2 separate regions of the Homo sapiens genome follow, and region 1 is linked to region 2. A link is a loop called in an ENCODE intact Hi-C map of the cell type or tissue named here. Cell type or tissue: ovary. All regions are shown on one strand. Links, peaks and the distances in the headings refer to the core of each region. The heading gives the core; the rest is flanking DNA.

What was found. A loop is a pair of places that touch in the nucleus more often than their neighbours do. Peaks named below come from ENCODE experiments on the same cell type or tissue, not always from the same donor. Only the 100,000 strongest peaks of a DNase experiment are listed, where the experiment ranks them.
Region 1: it touches region 2 in a loop (4-fold over the local background); 2 of 110 quality-filtered maps call a loop at or near these places.

Annotation. Positions count from the first base shown.
Region 1 is chr21:16,949,730-16,960,768 of GRCh38, reverse strand. No RefSeq gene overlaps it. Among named protein-coding and RNA genes, the nearest start is that of MIR125B2, 370 kb to the right of the region's middle. In ovary, for the core only: no CTCF peak of the experiment used is centred there; no DNase peak of the experiment used is centred there; H3K27ac peaks cover 261 bases.
Region 2 is chr21:17,009,927-17,020,965 of GRCh38, reverse strand. It overlaps LOC105372740 (a long non-coding RNA gene), which reads left to right and starts at 5,538. Exons shown (of 2, transcript XR_001755096.1): 1 at 5,538-6,804; 2 at 10,646-10,980. In ovary, for the core only: no CTCF peak of the experiment used is centred there; no DNase peak of the experiment used is centred there.

The DNA of each region.
Region 1 (11,039 bases), core at 1,538-9,537, 60 kb after region 2:
ATAATAACTTAATTGTATATGTTTTAATAACTTAAAGAATGTAATTAGATTGTTTGTAACTCAAAGAAGAAACGCATGTGGGATGGATACCCCATTCTCCATGATGTGCTTATTTCACATTGCATGCCTGTATCAAAACATCTCATGTACCCATAAATACATATACCTACTATGTACTCACAAAATTTTGACAAAAATTTGTTTAAAAGAGATATGTGGAAGAGTAGAAAGTAAAAGTTGTCTGCAAGCTTTTCTGGCATTTATTTTACAAACCCTTATGGCCTTAACAGAATTACAAACAGTGAGGAAGTAAAATAGAGTTTGAATTTTAAGATATATCAATAGTATTTTTGGGTTAAATTTTAATTTTGAACTTTCAGAATAGTTGTAAGAACAGTGCAAAGAACTCTACAAACTTTGTCCAGATTCCACAATTTTTAACATTGTACATTTTTCTTCTCTCTCTTTTTCTGTTTTGAGCTGTTTACAAGTTGCAGACATGACGGCCCAAATTCCTGAAATTTTCTGTTTCCTAAAAGCAAAGGAATTCTTCTTTATAACCCTAATACACCCAACAAAATAAGAAAATTAACGTTAATGCAATACTGTTGTCTAATTCCCAGAACTTCAGATTTTCCCAGTTTTCCTTATAGTGCCCATTATAGAGTAAAATAAATTGTTTCCCCTTTTCTTCATTTCTTTTTTGGTCAATGAACCAATTCAGGAGCACACATTGCATTTAAAGGCCATACCTCTTAGACTTTTGAAATCTTTCTTCATGTATCATGGCCTTGACTTTTAAAAAAGATACAGATTTTCTGTGGTGTTTTCTTATAATTTATTTTCAGTTATGCATGTTTTTGGCAGGAATACCACAAAAATAATGCACTGTTCTTAGTCCATCCTAATAGAAGGCATAAATATTTGGACTATTGATGATATCATTTACCATTTGTTTAAAATAATCTGTCAGATTTTCTTCATTTTAATGTTAATTAATAAGTATCTCAAACTTATTAAATAACAAGTAAATAAAAGTATTTTGTGGAAACATACTTTCAGACTATGTAAATAGCCTGTTCCTCATCAAATACTCATCTACTAATTTTAGCATCCATTGATAATCCTTTTCTGAATCAATGATTTCTAAGATTATTGCCAAGCGGTGCTTTTCTAATTCCATCCTCCCTTCTATATTTGTTAGTTGGCATTCTACTATAAGGCAGGAGCTTATTTTCTATTCCTACTTTATTCAAGAGGTTACAATATGTTATTATCATTATTTTGATGCTAAAATTTTTGCAGGTTTAATCAGTGGGTTCCCTTCAACTCAACTTTTTTTGTTCTTTTAAAATGTCCCCATTAATCTTTGAATAAGCTTTCTTACATTTTGCCATGATAGAATGCTCTAGATTTATCTCATTTGTTTTCTAACCCATGCCCTGAAATCAGCCATTTCTCAAAGAATCAGGTTTCTTTTATTGGAGAATGAATATAGAACCCAAAATCTGGGGACTTGGTTTGTGCTAATTACTGCCAGTGTGCCATTGCTTTCAGGACTCCTTACAGGATAGCTAGAAAATTATGTGTGTGCATATACAAACTCACATACACATATATCTATGTATCTATATTTATATTGAAAATCATTAAGTTCACACTGATACCTCAAATTTACTCCAGCCATTCTCCCTTAAGTATTTTTACCTTCTTTATTCAACAGTAGACACCCAATTTCTATTATTCTGAATTCACTCACTTATTTGCTAAATCTTCTTGTCTTCAACTAATTCGAAAATTTGAAGAGGTTTGTTGGTGTCAGTCTTGTAAAACATGCTGGTTATGGTGACCAAGTTCCTTCCTAGCTCCAAAGTCACTGACTCATACTACTGAGCAGTTGACTTTCCACAGGAAAGGGATTGAGAAGGAGCTAGCTAGAGCATTTTGAAGGGGCATTTTTCTTACCTACTAATATGGTTTCGATGTGTGTTTTCTCCAAATCTCATGTTGAAATGTGATCCCCAGTGTTGGAGGTGAGGCCTGGTGGAGATGTATGGATCGTGAAGGCATAGCCTTCATTAGTGGCTTGGGGCTCTTCCCCTGGTAATGAGTGAGTTCTCATTGTCAGTTCACAGATATTCACGTGAGAGTTAGTCATTTAAAATAGCCTGGCACCTACACGCTCTCTCTCTTGCCATGTGATGTGCCTGCTCCCACTTCCCCTTCCACCATGATTGTAAGCTTCCTGAGGACTCACTGGAAACAGATGCCAGCACCATGCTTCCTAACAGCCTTCAGAAGCGTGAGCTAAAACAAACCTCTTTTCTTTATGAATTGCCCAGTCTTGGGTGTTTCTTTATAGTAACACAAATTGACTAACAAAGAGACTCATAAAAGAAATTACCTTAGCAAGGAGGTAAAGTGGATGGTAAATCCTGAGTAGAGATGATCTTCTCTTTCCTAGTAAGTGCCTCTGTGGAGGGAGTAAGATAAACAAATCGTAAAGAGAACTGGCTGCATGGTGATTCTAGTAAGAAGAATCGAAGACAGCCGTTAAAAAAGTTACTGGAGCCTGGGCATGGTGGCTCACACCTATAATCCCAGCACTTTGGCAGGCTGAGGTGGGAGTATCACTTGAGCCCAGGAGTTTGAGACCAGCCTAGGGAACATAGTGAGACCCTGTCTCTACAAAACATTTTAAAAATTGGTTGTGCATGGTGGCATGTACCTGTGGTCCCAGCTACTCAGGAACCTGAGGCAGGAGAATAGCTTGAGCCCAGGAGATTGAGGCTCCAGTGAGTTGTGTTCACACCACTGCACTCCAGCCAGGGCAACAGAGGGTCATCTTTTCTTGCAGGATCTCAAAAAAAGAGAAGAGTTGCTGGGCCTCAGTCAAGGCATGGAAGCTAAAGGGAATTGACAGAACTGAAGCAGCCATGTAAAGAATAAGAGTTGTCTGTGAAGAAAAATGATTGATGTCCAGACAGTGCCCCCTCCCACAATACCTTGACATTAACTGAAGATACTGAAACCATGGAATGGTCTTGGGGATGGAAGAAAAAATAAGTGACTGAGGAAAAATCAACTTCAGCTCAGAAATAAAACTGAGCTTGTTACATACATACATATAAAACTTGTTACAGCAAATAAAGTGCTATTTCCTGAGCCCTCATGTTTATGGACTGAAATTCATAGCCACCACATATGGAAGTGGTATAAGAGAACCACACAAATATTTAAAAAGGGAATTAAATATTAATACATAATTTTCAATGCCCTTAACAACCATACAACTAGACTGTTATGGTAAACTACAGAGTTAATGAAATCATGACTTGTCATAGCCTGATGCAACTAGAAGACACTTTTTACCTCAAATTATTTTTACAAACATGATATAAAACTTCAAAACAACCTCTTTTTAAGATAGCTTTTCAATATGTATTCCAAATTTATATAATTAGATTATATAAAGACTTTTAATGACAGATTTTTTTTTTTTTTTTGCAATGATCTCTGCATTCATGACTTTACTTGCGCTTTGTAAGTCATAATCCTAAACTAAGTTCCCAGGTGGGAAGCATCATCTTTTGACATCACCTTGACAAATGCTCCATATTATGCACATCTACTCTGCCTCTGTCAACAATCAGGAAAAGGCATTGGATTATAGAATCTATTTTTGTCCAACAAGCTTCTCATTTGCTTTGCTTGTCACAGCAGGTTATCTTGGCCTTCTTTTTGCTGACTCTAACTTTTCCTTCTCATTCTGCATAATGCACACATGTCCCAGACTTTTAAGCAGTTACAGAACTTGAATCACAAAACAATATGAAAAATAGTGTGTTTGTATCCTATTGCTTTGACCTAACCTTGGTTGGTTCCCTGATCTATGTATCCTTGTTTGCCACAAACTCCTTTCCTTTCTTTACTTGTGTAATTTCCTCACCAGTGATGAAGTTTTGTGTGTCAGTGTTTTAACCGTCCTTAAAGGCCCTCCTTAAACCACATCTTCTGGGAGGACATTCCAAAATTTTCCCATGTGAGTTTCTATTTTTTAATTTTTTTTTCTTTCTTGGTTCTATCATTGCAATGTATACCACTGATATAGCATTTAACTCATTCTTTCTCTGGATTATAATTACTTGGGGAAAATACAACTAGGTAAATGCAAAGTAGCCTCAGAGAAAAAGTAGATATGGTTTTATAATATAAAACTTTGGAAAGAAGGACTGATGATGTTCAAATTTTTATTACAAATTCAGGGGTACATGTGCAGGTTTATTGCATGGGTGTATTGCATAATGCTGGCATTTGGGATTCTGGTGAACCCATCACCCAAAGAGTGAACATAGATACTCAATAGGTAGTTTTTCAACCCTTGTCCTCCTCTTTCTCTCCCCACTTTTAGAGCCCCCAGTGTCTATTATTTTCATCTTTATGTTCCTGTGTACCCACAGTTCAGCTTCCACTTACGAGAAAATGCAGTGTTTGATGTTCTGTTTCTGTGTTGATTCACTTAGGATAATGACCTCCAGCTGCATCCATGTTGCTGACAAGGACGTGATTTTTTTTAATGTCTGTGTAGTATTCCATGGTGCATATGTACCACATTTTCTTTATCCAATCCATCCGTTATGGACACTTAAGTTGATTCCATGAGCTGATCCACAAATTTAAGAGTTTAGAACAGAGGGCAGCCAGCTTTTTCTGTAAAGAATTAGATAGTAAATATTTTTGGCTTTGTGAGTCATTTCTGTTGCTACTATCAAACTTTACCATTGTAGTATGAATGCAGCCACAGACAATATATAAATGAAAGGGTGTGTTGTGCCATTCACAATAGAAAAGACATGGCATCTACCTAAGTGCCCATAAGGATGGAAACAGAGAGACACTAGGGATGCCTAAGGGGAAAGGGAGGGAGGGGGCAATGGTTGATAAACTATCTATTGGGTACTGTGTTCACTAATTGGGTGATGAGTTCAACTGAAGCCCAAACCTCAGCATTATGCAACATATCCATGTAACAAACCTATACATGTATCCTTTGAATCTAAGATTTAAACAAAAATATCAGGATGGAGTGTGGCTGTGTTTCAATGCAACTTTATACAAAAACAGGTAGTGAACAGAATTTAACCTATGGGCTGATTTGTTGACCCCTGAGCTTGAAAGTCATCATAATGAGGAAAAGAAAGTACTAGTTGACCTTTTTGTAAGTATGATTGCAATGTTGGTATAACCAGATTTTAATATTTTTCTATCATCTGAATCAATTTCCAGTTTCTCATTGAATATTTTCATTGTATGTGCTATAGATAACTCATATTCTCTATGCTAAAGCTAAATTAATTTCCTTACCCAGGACAAGGCTTCTCATCTATTAAATCAAAGATTACATAATATTACCAGCAATTTAGCTTCTAAATCCATGTTTCTTTATTTACTAATGCTCAATAAATATCTCAGTGCTCTCAATTCTAAATATCTATTAATTATTGTTCAAAGAGAATTCTCCATGGGTCTCTCATACCTGCACTTCTTTTAACCAGAGGCATTCACAGTTTTGTCCAGACTGTCTTTTCAAGGATGTATGTATAGCAAATAGCCTTGTAAGACAGAGACAGGGTCTTGCCCCTAGAACAGATGACAGGTTTGTTTGTTGTCAAGTATAATAAAGATAATGCCTTCCTCCAGGGCAAAGGTTGAGCAGGTTTTCAGGCAGCCCGTTATAAACAATTGGAGATTCCTAAGATTGGATTTCTCAGCTGTGACACACACTCATTGTGCTTACAGCATCCACCTGTGCCTGCCTCTGTCATGACCATGAGACTTAGAGGCCAGTGTTTACATTGAAGCTCTTGCTGCCCACTGTGCCAAAAGTAATAACACCCTTTTTTTCTAGCTGAGGAGTCTTATGTCTTCTGCCAGCATTCATGAAACAGTGGCAGGCTGCTTGTTGGCTTACAAGCAGGCTAAAATCTGAGACCCTTCTTAGTTTTAATTGTTTTTGCCAGCATCTATTGAATGGTGGTAAGTACTTTACATACATAATCCCATTTAAGTCTTACAACCCTGTGAGCTGGATGCTATTATTTCCCATATCCACTTTATTCCCTCTCACTGTAAAAGTAATTATTCCAAATTGGTGGCACGTGGCTGCTCATAGTTGTTAAGGGTCATAACTCGAACTCCTTCAACCAAGACATATTTTCTTTCCTTGGTCTAGTTTGCAAAAACTACCTAGGGAAGAGCTCTAATTAATCTAGCTTTCTTGGTATTTACCTACGGACAAATAAACTGTGAATGAATGTTGGAGTGGAGTGGGTACGAAGGTGATAGGAGAACATGAGAGTTTTTCTGCATTCAGTAATGCAGCAATCTAATTGAGTCATACCATCTCATTGTTCATTTGCTCTATAATTAAGAGGGAAAAATATGATTATTTGGAGATGAAGACATCAAGCCAACGTTAAACATGAGAATTGACTAGAGAAAACAAGATATTTGTTCATAATCTTGTGCAATGATAAGAGCAGTATTTGTGAAACCTAAAATGGTCATCAATAAATCAGCAACCAGGTTGGGTGCTGTGGCTCACGCCTGTAATCCCAGCACTTTGGGAGGCTGAGGCGGATGGATCATCTGAGGTCAGGAGTTTGAGACCACCCTGGCCAACATGCTGAAACCCCGTCTCTACTAAAAATACAAAAATTAGCTGGGCATGGTGGCATACCCCTGTAATCCCAGCTACTCGGGGGACTGAGGCACAAGAATAACTTGAACCCAGGAAGTGGAGGTTGCAGTGAGCCAAGATTATACCACTGCACTCCAGCCTAGGCGACAGAGCGAGACTCATCTCAAAAATAAATAAATAAATAACATAAAATAAATCAGCAATCAGCAAAGCCTAACATTTCCTTTGGAAGCTGATGAGGAAGGTGCCAAACACTTGGGCCTTGCACTAAAGACAAAATTGAATGAACTCCAGCCTACCTTTTAAACGTTGCTAAATGGCTACCTGCAAGTTCTTGTTTTAGCAGCCATCTTTAATTTTAAGTAGCATGAAAGCATTCTTAATTGTGAGGTTGTAGGAAAGCTCAGTCTTTCAGCATGGAGATACTTACCCTGCTCTAGGTCAGCTTTGCTAGACTTGATTTTGAAAGACAGGAAATCTCGCAGGGGCAGGTAGTAAAATACTGAAGGGCACATTAGAAAAAAATCCACGTTGTGAATTACAATTAAAGGGTAAAAAACAAAACAAAGCAGAAAAACTGGGTATATTAGTTTGCTAAGGCTCCTGTAATGAAATACCACAGACTGGATGGCTTAAAAAGGATAGATTTATTTTCCCACAGTTCTTGAGGCTAGATGTCCAAATCAAGGTGTTGGCAGGTTTAGTTTCTTCTGGGGCAACTCTCCTTGGCTTGGAGATGGCAGCCTTTTTGCTCGCAAACGGTAGCCTTTTCACTGTGCTTCCTCATTCTTGGTATTTCTGCTTATTCAAATTTATTGTTTTTTTCCGATTTTTGTAACAGCTTTATTGAGACGTAATTTAGATGCCATACAATTCACTCATTAATTAATTTTTTTACTTTATATTTAAGTTTTGTGGGTCCATAGTAGGTGCATATATTTATGGGGTACATGGGATACTTTGAAATAAGCATACAATGCATAACAGTCACATCAGGGTAAATAGGGTATCTATCACCTAAAGCATTTATTCTTTCTGTTACAAACCATCTAGTTATATTTAATTATTTTTAAATTTACAATAAATTATTGTTAAATACTAGATCTTTTTTTATCCTATATTTTTGTACCCATTGACTATCTGTCATTACCCCCTATCCTTCAACTACCCTTCCCAGCCTCTGGTAATCATCCTTCTACTCTCTGTCTCCATGAGTTCAATTATTTTAATTTTTAACTCCCACAAATAAATGAGAACATGGGAAGTTGTCTTTCTGTGTCTGGCTTATTTCACTTAATGTAATGATCTCTCCAGTTCCATCGATGTTGTTGCAAATGACTGGATGTCATTCGTTTTTATGGCTGAATAGTACTGCATTGTTTATATTTACCACATTTTTTTTATCCATGCATCTGTTGATGGACACTTAGGTTGCTACCAAATCTTGGCTATTGTGAATAGTGCTGCAATAAACATAGGTGTGCAGATATCTCTCTAATATACTGATTTCTTTTCTTTTGGGTGTACTTAACAGTGGGACTGCTGGATCATATGATAGTTGTATTTTTAGTTTTTGAGCAACCTCCAAATTGTTCTTTATAGTGGTTGTAATAATTTACATTCCCACTAACAGTGTATGAGGGTTCCCTTGTCTCCACATTCTTGCCAGAATTTGTTATTGCTTGACTATTGGATAAAAGCCATTTTAACTGGGATGAGACAATACCACATTGTAGTTTTGATGTGCATTACTCTGATGGCCAATGATGTTGAGCACCTTTTGATATACCTGTTTGCCCTTTGTGTGTCTTCTTTTAAGAAATGTCTATTCAAATCCTTTGCCCATATTTTAATTGGATTATTAGATTTTTTTCCTATAGAGCTGTTTGAGCTCCTTATGTATTCTGGTTATTAACCTTTGTCAGATGGATAGTTTGCAAATATATTTCCCATTTTGTGGGTTGACACTTCTCTTTGTTGATTGTTTCCTTTGCTGTGGAAGCTTTTTAGCTTGATGTCATCTCATTTGTCCATTTTTGGTTCGGAGGCCTGTGCTTGCGGGGTACTACTCGCAGCACGGTAATTTTTGCCCTGTGCAATGTTCTGAAGAGTTTTCCCAAAGTTTTATTTTAGTAGTTTTATAGTTTGAGGTTTTGGCAAGTCTTTAATAATCCATTTTCACTTGATTTTTGTATGTGGCAAGAGATAGAGGTCTAATTTGATTCTTCTCATTATAGATAATCATTTATCCCAGCAGCATTTATTGAAGAGGCTATTTTTTCCCCATTGTATATTCTTGGCAACTTTGTGAAAAATGAGTTTACTGTAGATGTATGAATTTGTTTCTGTGTTGTCTATTCTGTTTCCATTGTCTATGTGTCTGTTTTTATGTCAGTACCATTTTGCTTTGGTTACTGTAGTATTGTAGTATAATGTGAAGTCAGGCAGTGTGTTTCATCCAGTTTTGTTCCTTTTGTACAGGATAGTTTTGGTTATTCTGGGTATTTTGTGGTTCCATATAAATTTTTTGATTTTTTTTCTATTTCTGTGAAGAATGTTACTAGTGTTTTGTTGGGAATTGCATTGAACCTATAGATTGCTTTAGGTAATATAGACAATTTAACAATATTTATTCTTCCAATCTATGAAGATGAAATATCTTTCCACTTTTGTGTCCACTTCGATTTTTTTCATTAGTATTTTCATTTTCATGATAGAGACCTTTTCCTTTTTTGATTAACTTAATTCCTAGATATTTAATTTTATCTGTAGCTATTGTTAATGGGATTACTTTCTTGATTTATTTTTCAGATTGCTTACCTTTGACATATAAAAGTGCTACCTATTTTTGTATGTTGATTTTGTATCCTGCAACTTTGCAGAATATCTTAGTTCTAATCATTTTTTGGTGCAGTCTTTAGGCTTTTCCAATTATTAAATTATATCATCTGCAGACAAAGGTGATTGTACTCATTCCTTTCCAAGTTGCATGCCCTTTCTTTCTTTCTCCTGTCTGATTGCTCTAGCTGGGACTTCCAGTACTATGTTGAATAACAGTGGTGAAAGTGGTCATCCTTGTCGTGGTCCAGATCTTAAAGAAAATGTTTTCATGTTTTTCCCATCCAGTATTATTGTACCTATGGGCCTGTTATATATGGCTTTTATTGTGTTCCTTCTACCCCCAGATTTTTTAAGGATTTTTATCATGAAGGTATGTTGAATTTTATCAAATGCTTTTTCAGCATCAATTGGAATGATTCTATGGTTTTTGTCCTTTATTCTTTTGATATAATGTCTCACATTGAGTGATTTACATATTTTGAACCATCCTTGCATCCCTGGCATAAATCCTACTTGGTCTCCTTAAAAGATGAATGATCTTTTGAATGTATTACTGAATTTAGTTTACTTGTTGAGGATTTTTGCATCAATTTTCATCAGTGATATTGGCCTATAGGTTTTTGTTTGTTTTTTTGATGTGTCTTTGTCTGGTTTTGGTATCAGGGTAACACTGACCTAGTAGAATAAGTTTGGAAGTGTTCCTTCCTCTATTTTTTTAAATAGTTTGAGTAAGATTGGTATAAGTTATTTATTTATTTATTTATTTATTTTTATTTTTATTTTTATTTTTTTGAGACGGAGTCTCGCTCTGTGGCCCAGGCTGGAGTGCAGTGGCGCGATCTCGGCTCACTGCAAGCTCCGTCTCCCGGGTTCACACCATTCTCCTGCCTCAACCTCCCAAGTAGCTGGGACTACAAGTGCCTGCCACCATACCCGGCTAATTTTTTGTACATTTAGTAGAGATGGGATTTCACCACGTTAGCCAGGATGGTCTCCATCTCCTGACCTCATGATCCACCCGCCTCAGCCTCCCAAAGTACTGGGATTACAGGCGTGAGCCACCGCGCCCAGCAGTATAAGTTATTTAAATGTTTGGTAAAATTCAACAACAAAGCCACTGGGTGCTGAGCTTTTTATGCTGGGAGTATTTTTACTATGGATTCTGTCTCATTACTTGTTTTTGGTCTGTTCAAATTTGGGATTTCTTCATGGTTCAATCTTGGTAGGTCATGTGTGTCTAGGAATTTATCCATTTCTTCTAGGTTTTCCAGTTTATTGCCATATAGCTGCCATAGCAGCCATTCATTATTAGCCTTTTAATTTCTGTGGTATAATTTATAATGTTTCCTTTTTCATCTCCGATTTTTAAAATTTAGATCTTCTCTTTTTTTTTCTTAGTGTGGCTAAAGGTTTGTCAATTTTTTTTAGTTTTTTAAAAAAATTTTGCTTTGTTGGTCTTTTATATTGTTTTCTTTTTTTCAATTTCATTTGTTTCTGC
Region 2 (11,039 bases), core at 1,420-9,419:
GGTGTGGAGACTGGTGTGAGGCTGTTGTGGGAAACTAGGCAAGCGATGATGGCTTAAATGAGAATGAAAATTATAGGACAGATAGAAATTGATGGATTTTTAAAAATTAACAGACAATTGAAAATAATTAAGGGATGATTTTATATTTGAAGTAAGGATGAACTGATTTTAACAACTATGCTATTGTCTTGAGTAAACAATAGGCATACCATATACTAACATATAGAATATAAGTGTATAAGCAGTTTTGAATGACAGGGATGATAGGATATTCTGGGACATGTTGATTTTGATATGTGAGTAGGGCTGTCAAGTGAAAATGCCATTGTAAGTAGGAAGACATCTTCTCACTCTCATGAAAGAGCTCTGGATGGGAGATAAAAATTTGGGATACATTAACATATAGTAGTTACTAAAGTGATAGGAATTAAGGTGGTCACATGGAGAGACTAACAGAGTAAAAAACTTGCTAAACTGCACTTTATGGACAATAATGTTTAAAGACAGAACAGGAATCTCTCTCTCTCTCTCTCTCTTCCCCCTCTTAGTTACACACACACACACACACACAAACACACACACACCCCCCAAGATGTGATGAATACAAAAGAAGCACGTGTTAAAAAAGGAAGGAATAAATAATGTGTCTAACACTTCTGAAAAGTAAAATAAGATAATGGGTGAGTGACCATTGATTTTGGCAATAGGTAGGCCATTATTGACCTTGGGAGTGAATTGGGGCAGAACCCAGATTATTATGGATTGAAGAATGAATGGAAAATGCCATTGTGAGAGAGAAATCTTTCAAGATTAGCTGTGAATGAATGACAAGAAAGAATTAGGGTAATTACTAGATTAGGTTGCAGGACTAAGATGGAGATGTAAGTACTTCATATTCTGACAAGCACTGGTATCACAGAAAACTGTAGTATTGTAGATTTTATAATAAATGAGTAAGGATGGCAAGTTCTTTTAGGCTGGATCGTCTTGGCACTGCATTTTTGTGGACATCATTAAGATCCCTAGAATGGCTCTCAGTTATATGGAGTCCAAAAATTGATCTTACTTATATTAAACTATATCATGGGCTTGTCAGAATATTGATTTTATTAATTGACTTTATTTTATTTATTTATTTATTATTTTTTGAGACAGAATTTCACTCTTGTGGCCCAGGCTGGAGTGCAATGGCGTGATCTCAGCTCACTGCAACTTCTACCTCTCGGATTCAAGTGATTCTCCTGCCTCAGCCTCCCAGGTAGCTGGGTTTACAGGTATGAGCCACCACACCCGGCTAATTTTTTGTATTTTTAGTAGAGATGTGGTTTTGCCATGTTCATCAGGTTGGTCTCGAACTCCTGACCTCAGGTGATCAACCTGCCTATGCCTCCCAAAGCTCTGGGATTACAGGCATGAGCCACTGAGCCTGGCTAATTGATTTTATTTTTTATAAAAGTTTTAAATTTACAGAAAGATGGAGCAGATAGTAGGGAGAATTTGCATATATCCTCCCTCTATGCTTCAATCTCACACACAGTTTTCCTTATTGCTAACATCGTACATTAGCACAGTTTGTTAAAATTAATGAACCAATATTGATATATTATTAACTGACGTCCATAATTTATTCTGATTTTTTTTTTAGTTTTTACCTAATGTTTATTTTCTACTCTAGGGTCCTGAGTCCTTAGTCCCCTTTTGGCTGTGATGATTTATCATGCTTTCCCTTTTTTTGATGACCTTGATAGTTTTGGGAAGTGCTGGTCAGATACATTGTTGGGGTGCCTTTCTATTAGAATTTCATGTTTTTCTCACTATTGGACTAGAGTTATGGTTTTTGTGGAGAAAGATCACAAAGGCAAAGTATAATTTTTAATCACATTACATCCAGGGTATGTACGATTTACAGCATTTATGAGTATTGATGTTGATTTTGATGGCTGATGTAGTGTTTGTCAGGTTTCTTCACTGTTTTTCTTACCCCTTTCTTCCATACTGTATTCTTTGGAAGAAAGTTACTATGTGCTTCCAAGACTTAAGGATCTGGGAGTTATGCTTCCCCTATTTTAGGGTGAAAGGTCTAAATAAGTTATTTGGAATTCTTCTGGATAGATTTGTTTCTTCTCTCCCATTTATTAGTTTATTTAATTATTTATATCCATAAGGACTTGTGGATATTTATTTTATCCAATACTATTTTATTTTGTTGCTCCAATTGCCCCATCTTTGGGCATTGGGAGCTCTTTCAGTTGGCTCCTGTGGCACTTTGACATACCCTAATCATTGTGAGTTTGTGTGTGTGTGCGTGTATGTGTGTATGTTTTGAGCACTGTGCTTCACCTATTCATTCCTCCCTCTCTTGCCTTCATGCCCTAACCTCTGGCAACCAGTGATATTTTTTGTCTCTATAGTTTGCCCTTGCCAGAATATGATATAATTGAAATCACACAACATGTAGCATTTTCAGGCTAGCTTCTGTTACTTGCAATATGCATTCACATGCATTTAAATGTAGCTTGCATTTAAGCATGACCTACCTTTTTGTGGCTTGAGAGATCATTTCCTTTTATCACTGAATCCTGTTCCACTATTTGGATGTCCTAGTTTGCTTATCCATTCACTTATTGAAAAACATCTTGGTTGGTTCCACTTTGGGTAGTTATAAGTAAAGCTGTTATAAACATTTGAGTACAGGTATTTTTGTGCACATAAGTTTTCAAGTGAATTGGGTAAATAACTAGGAGCCTGATCATATGGTAAGACTATGTTTAGCTTTGTAAGAATGTGCCAAACTGTCTTCCAAAGTGGCTGTACCATCTTGCATTCCCACCAGAAATGAATGAGAGTTTCTTTTGCTGTGCTTCATTGCCAGTATTTGTTATTGTCAAATTTTTGGATTTTAGTCACTCTAATAGGTGTATAGTGGTATCTCTTTGTTTAATTTGCAATTATTTAATGAAAAATGATGTTGCACATCTTTTCATATGGTTATTTGCCATTTGTATGTCTTTTTTGATGAGGTGTATGTTCAGGCCATTTGACCATTTTTTATTGGATTGTTTGAGTTCTTATTGTTTTTATTTTATTTTATTTTACTTTAAGTTCCAGGATGCATGTGCAGAATGTGCAGGTTTGTTGTATAGATATACATGTGCCATGGTGGTTTGCTGCACCTATTGACCCATAATCTGTGTTTTCTCCCCTTGCTCCCAACCCCCCAATAGGCCCTGGTGTGTGTTTTTTCCCACCATGTGTTCTCATTGTTTAATTTCCACCTATGAGTGAGAATATGCGATGTTTGGTTTTCTGTTCCTGTGTTAGTTTGCTTAGGATGATGGCTTCCAGCTTCATCCATGTCCCTGCAAAGGACATGATCTCATTCCTTTTTTGGCTGCATAGTATTCCATGGTATATATGTACCACATTTTCTTTATCCACTCTATCATTGATGGGCATTTGGGTCGGTTCCATGTCTTTACTATTGTAAATAGTGCTGCAATAAACATACATGTGCATGTGTCTTTATAGTAGAATGATTTATATTCCTTTGGGTATATACCCAGTAATGGGACTGCGGGTCAAATGGTATTTCTGGTTCTAGATTCTTGAGGAATCACCATGCTATCTTCCACGATGGTTGAACTAATTTACATTCCCACCAACAGTGTAAAAGTGTCCTTATTTCTCCACAGCCTCTCCAGCATCTATTGTTTCTTGACTTTTTAATAATTGCCACTCTGACTGGCATGAGATGGTATCTCATTGTGGATTTTGATTTGCATTTCTCTAATGACAGTGACGTTGAGCTTTTTTTTCATATGTGTTTTGGCCACGTAAATGCCTTCTTTTGAAAAGTGTCTGTTCATATCCTTTGCTCACTTTTCAATAGGGTTTTTTTTTTCTTGTAAATTTGTTTAAGTTCCTTGTAAATTCTGGATATTAGACCTTTGTCAGATGGGTAGATTGCAAAACTTTTCTCTCACTCTCTAGGTTGCCTGTTTGCTCTGATGATAGTTTCTTTTGCTGTGCAGAAGCTCTTTAATCCCATCCCATTTGTCAATATATTCAGGTTATTTGACCACTTTTTATTGAATTGTTTGAGTTCTTATTGTTGAGTTTTAAGAGTTCTTTTTATATTTTGAATACAAGCCCTCTATCAGATATGTGTTTTGTGATAATTTTCTCACAGTATGTGGCTTGTAATTTTATTCTATTAATAATGTCTTTCACAGAGCAGTTTTCAATTTTAACAAAGTCAACTTTGAATTTTTTCTGTAATTTATGCATTTGATATTGTATATAGAAACTCATCATCAAAGATTGTCATGATTTTCTCTTATATTATCTTCGAAAATTTTATAGTTTTGCATTTTACATTTAGTTTGCAATCTATTTTAAGGTAATTTTTGTGAAAGCAGTTAAGTTTCATATCTAGATTTTGTTTTCATATGGATGTCCAGTTGTTCCAGGACCATTTGTTGAAAAGACTATCTTTTTCTTCATGTAACTGATTTTGTTCCTTTGTCAAAGATCAGTTAGCTATGTTTTTTGGGTTCTTTATTCTAATCTACGTGTCTACTGCCAATATTATACTGTCTGGATTACAGTAGCTTATGCTTAGTCTTGATGTCAGATAGAGTTTGTTTGCTAATTTGTTCTCCTTCAACATAGTGTTGGGTATTCTGGGTCTTTCATCTTTTTCATATAAACTTTGGAATTAGTTTGTTGATATCTGCAAGGTAACTTGAAATTTTGATTGGGATTGCCTTAATCTAGTGATTAAGTATACATGAGTATGGAATATCTCTATTTTTTCAGATATTCCTTGGTGTTTTTGATGAAAGGTTTGTAGTTTTTCTTGTATAGATCCTGTATATATTTTATTAGATTTATGCCTGAGTGATTTATTGGCTTTGGTGCCAATGTAAATGGTATCATATTTTTCATTTAAAATTCCTATTGTTCATTGTTGGTATGTAGAAAAGCAAATGACTTTGTATATTAACCTTGTATCCTGCATTCTTACTATATTCATTTGCTTGCTCCTGGGGATTTTTGTTGATTCTTTGGAGTTTAATACATAGATAATTATGTAATCTCTAAACAGAGACAATTTTATTTCTTGTTTCACTGTCTGTATACATTTTACTTTTACTTTTTTTCTTTTTGTGTTAGCTAGGACTTCTAGCACAATGTTAAAGAGAAGCTGTTCCAAGTGGAAATGCATCTGGTTTCTCATCATTGAGTATGATGTTAGCTGTAGGTTCTTTATAGATGTTCTTTATCACGTTGAGAAAGTTCCCCTATCTTCCTAGTTTGCTGAGAGTTTTTACCATGAATTGATTTTGGATGCCAGGATGCATCAATCTTTTCTCTGAATCAACTGATGTAATCATATTTATTTTCTTCTGTAGCCTGTTTATATGATTGTTTACATTAATTGATTATGACACGTAGTGCCCATTTTATATACCTGTGATAAATCTTACTTAGTCATGGTGTGTGATTCATTTTATATATCATTGGATTTAATTTGCTAATAGTCTCTTGATTATTTTTGCATCTCTGCTAATGAAAGATATTGGTTTGTACTTTTCTTTCCCTAGAATAGTCTTTATCTGGTTTTGGTATTCATTTTTAATGGTGGTATTTCTAGTTTATGAATTGGTACTTTTAACAATGCAGTGGCTTCTATTTTATTCAATTAAATTCAATTTGATTTAATTCAGTTTGATTCAACTCAATACCATCATTAAATAATGTATAAGGCAGTCTGATATGTACTGAGGCAGATGCAGAGATAGATAAAACAGATTCCAGACTTCTTGAGTTTGGCAATCAGATTGAATATGTTTCCTTATAATACCAAACTCTAGATCATATTAGTTGGTAAAGAATGAAGAAAGTTCTTTAGAAGCCATTTAACAAAGCTTTGGTAGACAAATGAATTTACGTAGGTACCTTAGAATATTTGCTCTTATCGAGCATGGATTTTACCTATTTTTGTTTCTATTGTACCCCGGGCTAGAAAAGCTCCGTGTATATAGTAAATACTAAGGATATTTTTGGTGAACAAAGGAACATATTGTTGGCATATTTCTGGATGATGATCTGTAAGTGGTACTCTGAATCTGGGCATCTTTAACTGTCCTCAAAATGTTTTTAAGTGCTAAATTTAAGTGTTTTTCTTGATCATTTTATGTATAACTTTCATCACAACATGTTTTTCTTGTGACAACATTTTAATATCATTGCAGTTGCCAACTATGAAGATTTTTAAAATTATGTTTTGATATATTTTTATTGATTCTGAGAGGGGATATAAAGAAAATCATTTTATTACCAAATTGCTCTATTTCCTCATCACAAAAAGAGGTTCATTCTTATTTTGATGATGTTCTCACCTCAGCTCATACACAGTGCCGAGTCCTTTCCCTTCTCAGTGAAGTCACTTACAGAGAGCACAATCCAATCATTACGTGCACTACCTTAAGTTAAAAAAAAAATGCCTTTTCACTGACCTATGCTTTTTTTTCTCCCCAGAATTATGCCTCTACTGTTCTCTTAGTTTCTTTGCTGTACAATAAAGTAATTGGCTACATGTACCTATTGGGGACTTAAAATATGGCTAGTGCCACAAATTGTAACTATAATATTTTCCATATATTGGGTTAAATTAAATGTATTATTAAAATAAATCTTACCTGTTTGTTTTACTTTTTAAAATGTAGCTACCAAGAAATTTAAAATTACGTATGTGGCTCTTCACATATTTCTAATGAACAACATTGGAGACTCTTAAGGGTACGTGGAGCTGTTATTCATTTATCATTGGAAGTAAGCTAATTATGGCTTTTAAATTGCTCACAATGCATCTGGCGATATTTTTAGATGCCCAGAGAAGAGCACAAGCTGCTTGTCATTCCAACATTAATATATCCAACAGACTTTTCCAATAGTGGAAAGAATTGATAACAAATTAGTTGAACTTATTATTCATAAAAGAATATGATGCTGATGAGTCAAAAAAACGTATCTAGGAAATGTAGATGAATTGTTATTGGTCCCTAGGTAGGCAGTTTTGCCTCCTTTAACATGAGTATTATATAATGTTAGACTCTACTCCTAAGACTTCTGCTTTGGATCCTAGACCACATTCAAGTTAGTGTAGTTTTTCAGCTACTTTTTAAATAGAGGAGGCAGCTCTTGTTTTACTTTTTAATTATTCTCATTATTTGTACTAGTAACCCTTGAAACCTAGTAAATTATTTCTCTAGCCTTGATGTTTGTGCTTTCTACATTCTGTGGACCATCACACAATTTTCCAAAGTTGTTTTTTATCTCAGCAAGTTTCTTTTGTATAATTTATGCCTCATTTATATTTTCACATAAATAAAATACTCTCGCTCATTCATCATTTTGATTGCCTTCCTCTGAAACATTTTCTATGTTTAAACTATTCTGGATTAGAGAAACCTCACTACAGTCCCTTTCTTTCCTGAAAATAAGTGCAGATAATCTCCATTTCATGATCAGCCTGTATTCCAAAAGGACAAGCATCGTGTTGCAGCTTGAGTTTCCATCCCAAGGTCAGCTCACTAATTACATTGCATACAAAGTAGCATGCTGTGTCAATAATGCTACAAACCTAACACTGCATACTAAGAAGTTTCTATGAAAAATCAATCATGCATTTTCAATTTTGGGTGGCAGTAATTCATCTTCTTTTACTGTGATGGAATAACAGAAGTATCCTCCTCAACCCTCCTATCCTTTGGAAAGAGGAATGGAAAATCTTCCTAAATGAATTATTGTAGGTCCTATGGCCAATTTAGGGATTTGAGCACTGAGGAGATAGTGATAAAAATCTTACTTTTTGGTGTTCCTACTGTCCTTAATTTATTTTCTTTGCTTTTCTTTCTTTCTTCCTTTCTTTATCTTTCCTTCCCTGTCTCCCTTCCTTCCTTCCTTCCATTACTCACTTCTTTTATTCACAACCATTATCTATGGCTTAGAAGTAAAGTGTTTGTTCATTATACAAAAATACAGTGTTAACTATTTTCCTTTATTCTCCATTCCTAAAACAAACACAATCATATCTATCTATGTATTTTGGCTTTTATTGGCCATTTGTAGAGATGAGTGAATATTATTCTTTCCTATTTGACATTACTCTTTTGTTTCTACTTAGAGGTGCATATAGACGATGAAGATAATCTTAGTGCAAAAGGGACTTAGTGCGAAAGGGACTTAAAGAACATCAATCCACATTTCAGTGGAAAATCAGTCTCAGACCACACTCTTTATCTTATTAGAGGAGCTGTACCAAAGGCACTAGCTCTCAATGAAGAGAAGCTCTTTTTATGGAAGCCCGGGTAAGGGCTAGTGAGGACTGCCTATGTGAATGACCAGGACTGGCAGACGAGCTGGATAGAGATGGAACAGCTTCTAAGATTCTAACATTTCCTCTTTCTCATCTTTTTTTTTTCTCTTCTGTCATTGACTAATGGACAAGCTGACAAGTGGAGAGAAAATGGATCAATAAAAGGAAATTTTAGGTAGTTTGAAGTCAATGAGTAAAAGGAAGATTAAAAATTTTCTAGGTTTTTTTTCCTATTTTGGATGTATATTTACATTATCTCAGATTTATTTTCCTTGACAAGCTTTATATATGCTTTGTATAATCACTTTATCTTTTTTGAAAAGGTACTTTAGATATTCCATGGTTTATTCTCAGTTAAATCTGTGCTTATGGAATTCAACTTTATGGAAGTAATATTCATTGAGTTGCTATTACTACAGTAAGTACCATTTGAGAACCTGAAAGAAGGCTGAGATGTTTAAACTAGGGTCCTTGGAGTTCATAAGCTTGTAATTCATATTAAAAACCATGATTCTTCTTGGTACATTCACTTTATGTGAAAAAAAGTGACTCAAGGTCATTTACGATACATGAAAATAAACAAATTTAACAGATTTCTTTTCTACAGAACTTGATTGATTTCTTAACTTGATGTATGTATTGTAACGCTCAAAAAGGGAGATGCGGTATTCATTATTTAATGATATTATTAACCAGAGAATTCTTTTTTAAACATCACTTTCAAGAGTTATGACATTAGGAATACAGTATGAAAAATGCTAAAATATATTTCAGTTCAGTATCATTTTCCCATGTTTTAAGGCTGTACATGCTCTAAAATATAAATCTAAGAGCTCAGAGGAGAAGGAAGTTTTTAGTTTTTCATATTTATTCTGCTGAAATTTCATTAGCATTACTTATTTGAAATCAACCTAAGAATTCACTTGAAAAAAGGAATTCGGTAACAAAACAATATGTGATACTAACTTATCTAGCTACCGCCCTCATTTTTATAAGTGAGATACCTCAGGTCAACACATTTCTTGAAATAATTTGTTATAGATCTTATAACAAGTTAGAGGTCAGAACCTGAGTCCAGTGTTCTTTCATATTCCCCAAACTACAGTGAATATGTCCAGTAAAGCTTGGATATAACAAAAATGGCCTATAATACAGATCTATCTCACAGGCAACAGAACTTAGCTCTTCCCAACCTGCTACACAAGAGTATTTGCCTATTTATTTCATTCATATCATTTTCTCTCATGTTAAATTAAGGAGCTTCATCAAAATTTCATTCCTATGCAAATTTCTTCATTAGAATAATATTTATGCTATAATATTTTCCTTTTCTAATTAAATTGATTGTGCTAATGTATGTTAAGTAACTTTGGTTTTGCTACATATTTCTATTGTTCTCTATTTCTTATGGTTCCATTTCTCATTATTGGTTTAAAATTCTCATGTGTTGGCCATTGTGAGGGAATACTGTGATTACAGACCAGAGTGAATCACAATTATGTTTGAATTCTAACTCCACCATTTGCTAGGTGTGTGACCTTGGGCAGCTAAAAGCACTTCTTGTTAGCCAAAATTTTCTTGACAGAAGTATAATGTCACATCTGCTTACTTCATGAGTTACCAAGATGTTCACAGCTTGCTCTGTTCAGACCTAGGGCAAAGTTTTCTTTTTGCTTTTGCTCTTGAAGCTGTTCTTCATTTCCCTCCCTCCCTTCCTCCCTTCTTCCCTTCCCTTCCCTCCCCTCCCATCCCCTCCCCTTCCCTCCTTTCTTTCTTTCTTTCTTTCTTTCTTTCTTTCTTTCTTTCTTTCTTTCTTTCTTTCTTTCTTTCTTTCTTTCTTTCCCTCCTTCCTTCCTTCCTTCCTTCCTTCCTTCCTTCCTTCCTTCCTTCCTTCCTTCTTCCCTTTTGGTTGTAGCAAACAAAACCTCAAGTATCCTTTGGGGATGTCATTTCTCAACCTGCATTGGATTAGATGCAGTTTCTCCAGTGGCCAATCTATATTATGACTCAAAGTTTAAGACCATTTTTTGCTTTAAGGACAATAACTTTATGACAGTAGATTGGAAATCACAAATAAAATGGGCTGTGGAAACACAGAAATTTTAAGAAATGTTATTTTTTATAGTTGTCCCACATCGAGAGATGCCAGCTCTTTTGTTTTCTCACTATCTAGAAATCCGTATTAGATTTCTGCTACTAACTTTTATTTCTAAAGATAGCATTCATCAGATTACACCTCTCCTCTCTTTAATTTTACTCCAGGAATGAAATGGACGTTCTTACTCATCATACCATAAGCATCCAGGTGAATGATTGCTCACTTCTTTCATCTAATGAGGAATTGGCTTTCTTGAGAATCTCAATGCAGTGTACCTCCAACCTTAACAGACTGCTGTAAAACACCCTGACCATTCTTTAGTATAAGCACTGAAGAAGACAGTATGTTGACCACGAGGCACCTGGCCTGGCTCATAGTATGCCATCAAGAAATGCTAATTTTCTATTTCCTCTTTTTCAAAGAGTTATTTCAAGAAAGAAAGGAGAGGAGAGGATGTTACAAATTCCATGTAAATAAAATTTGTCACTAATTCTGTGAACTAATTGATATCATAATTTGATTCTCTTACCTCTTTTTAATCTCTCTATTAGTCCATTT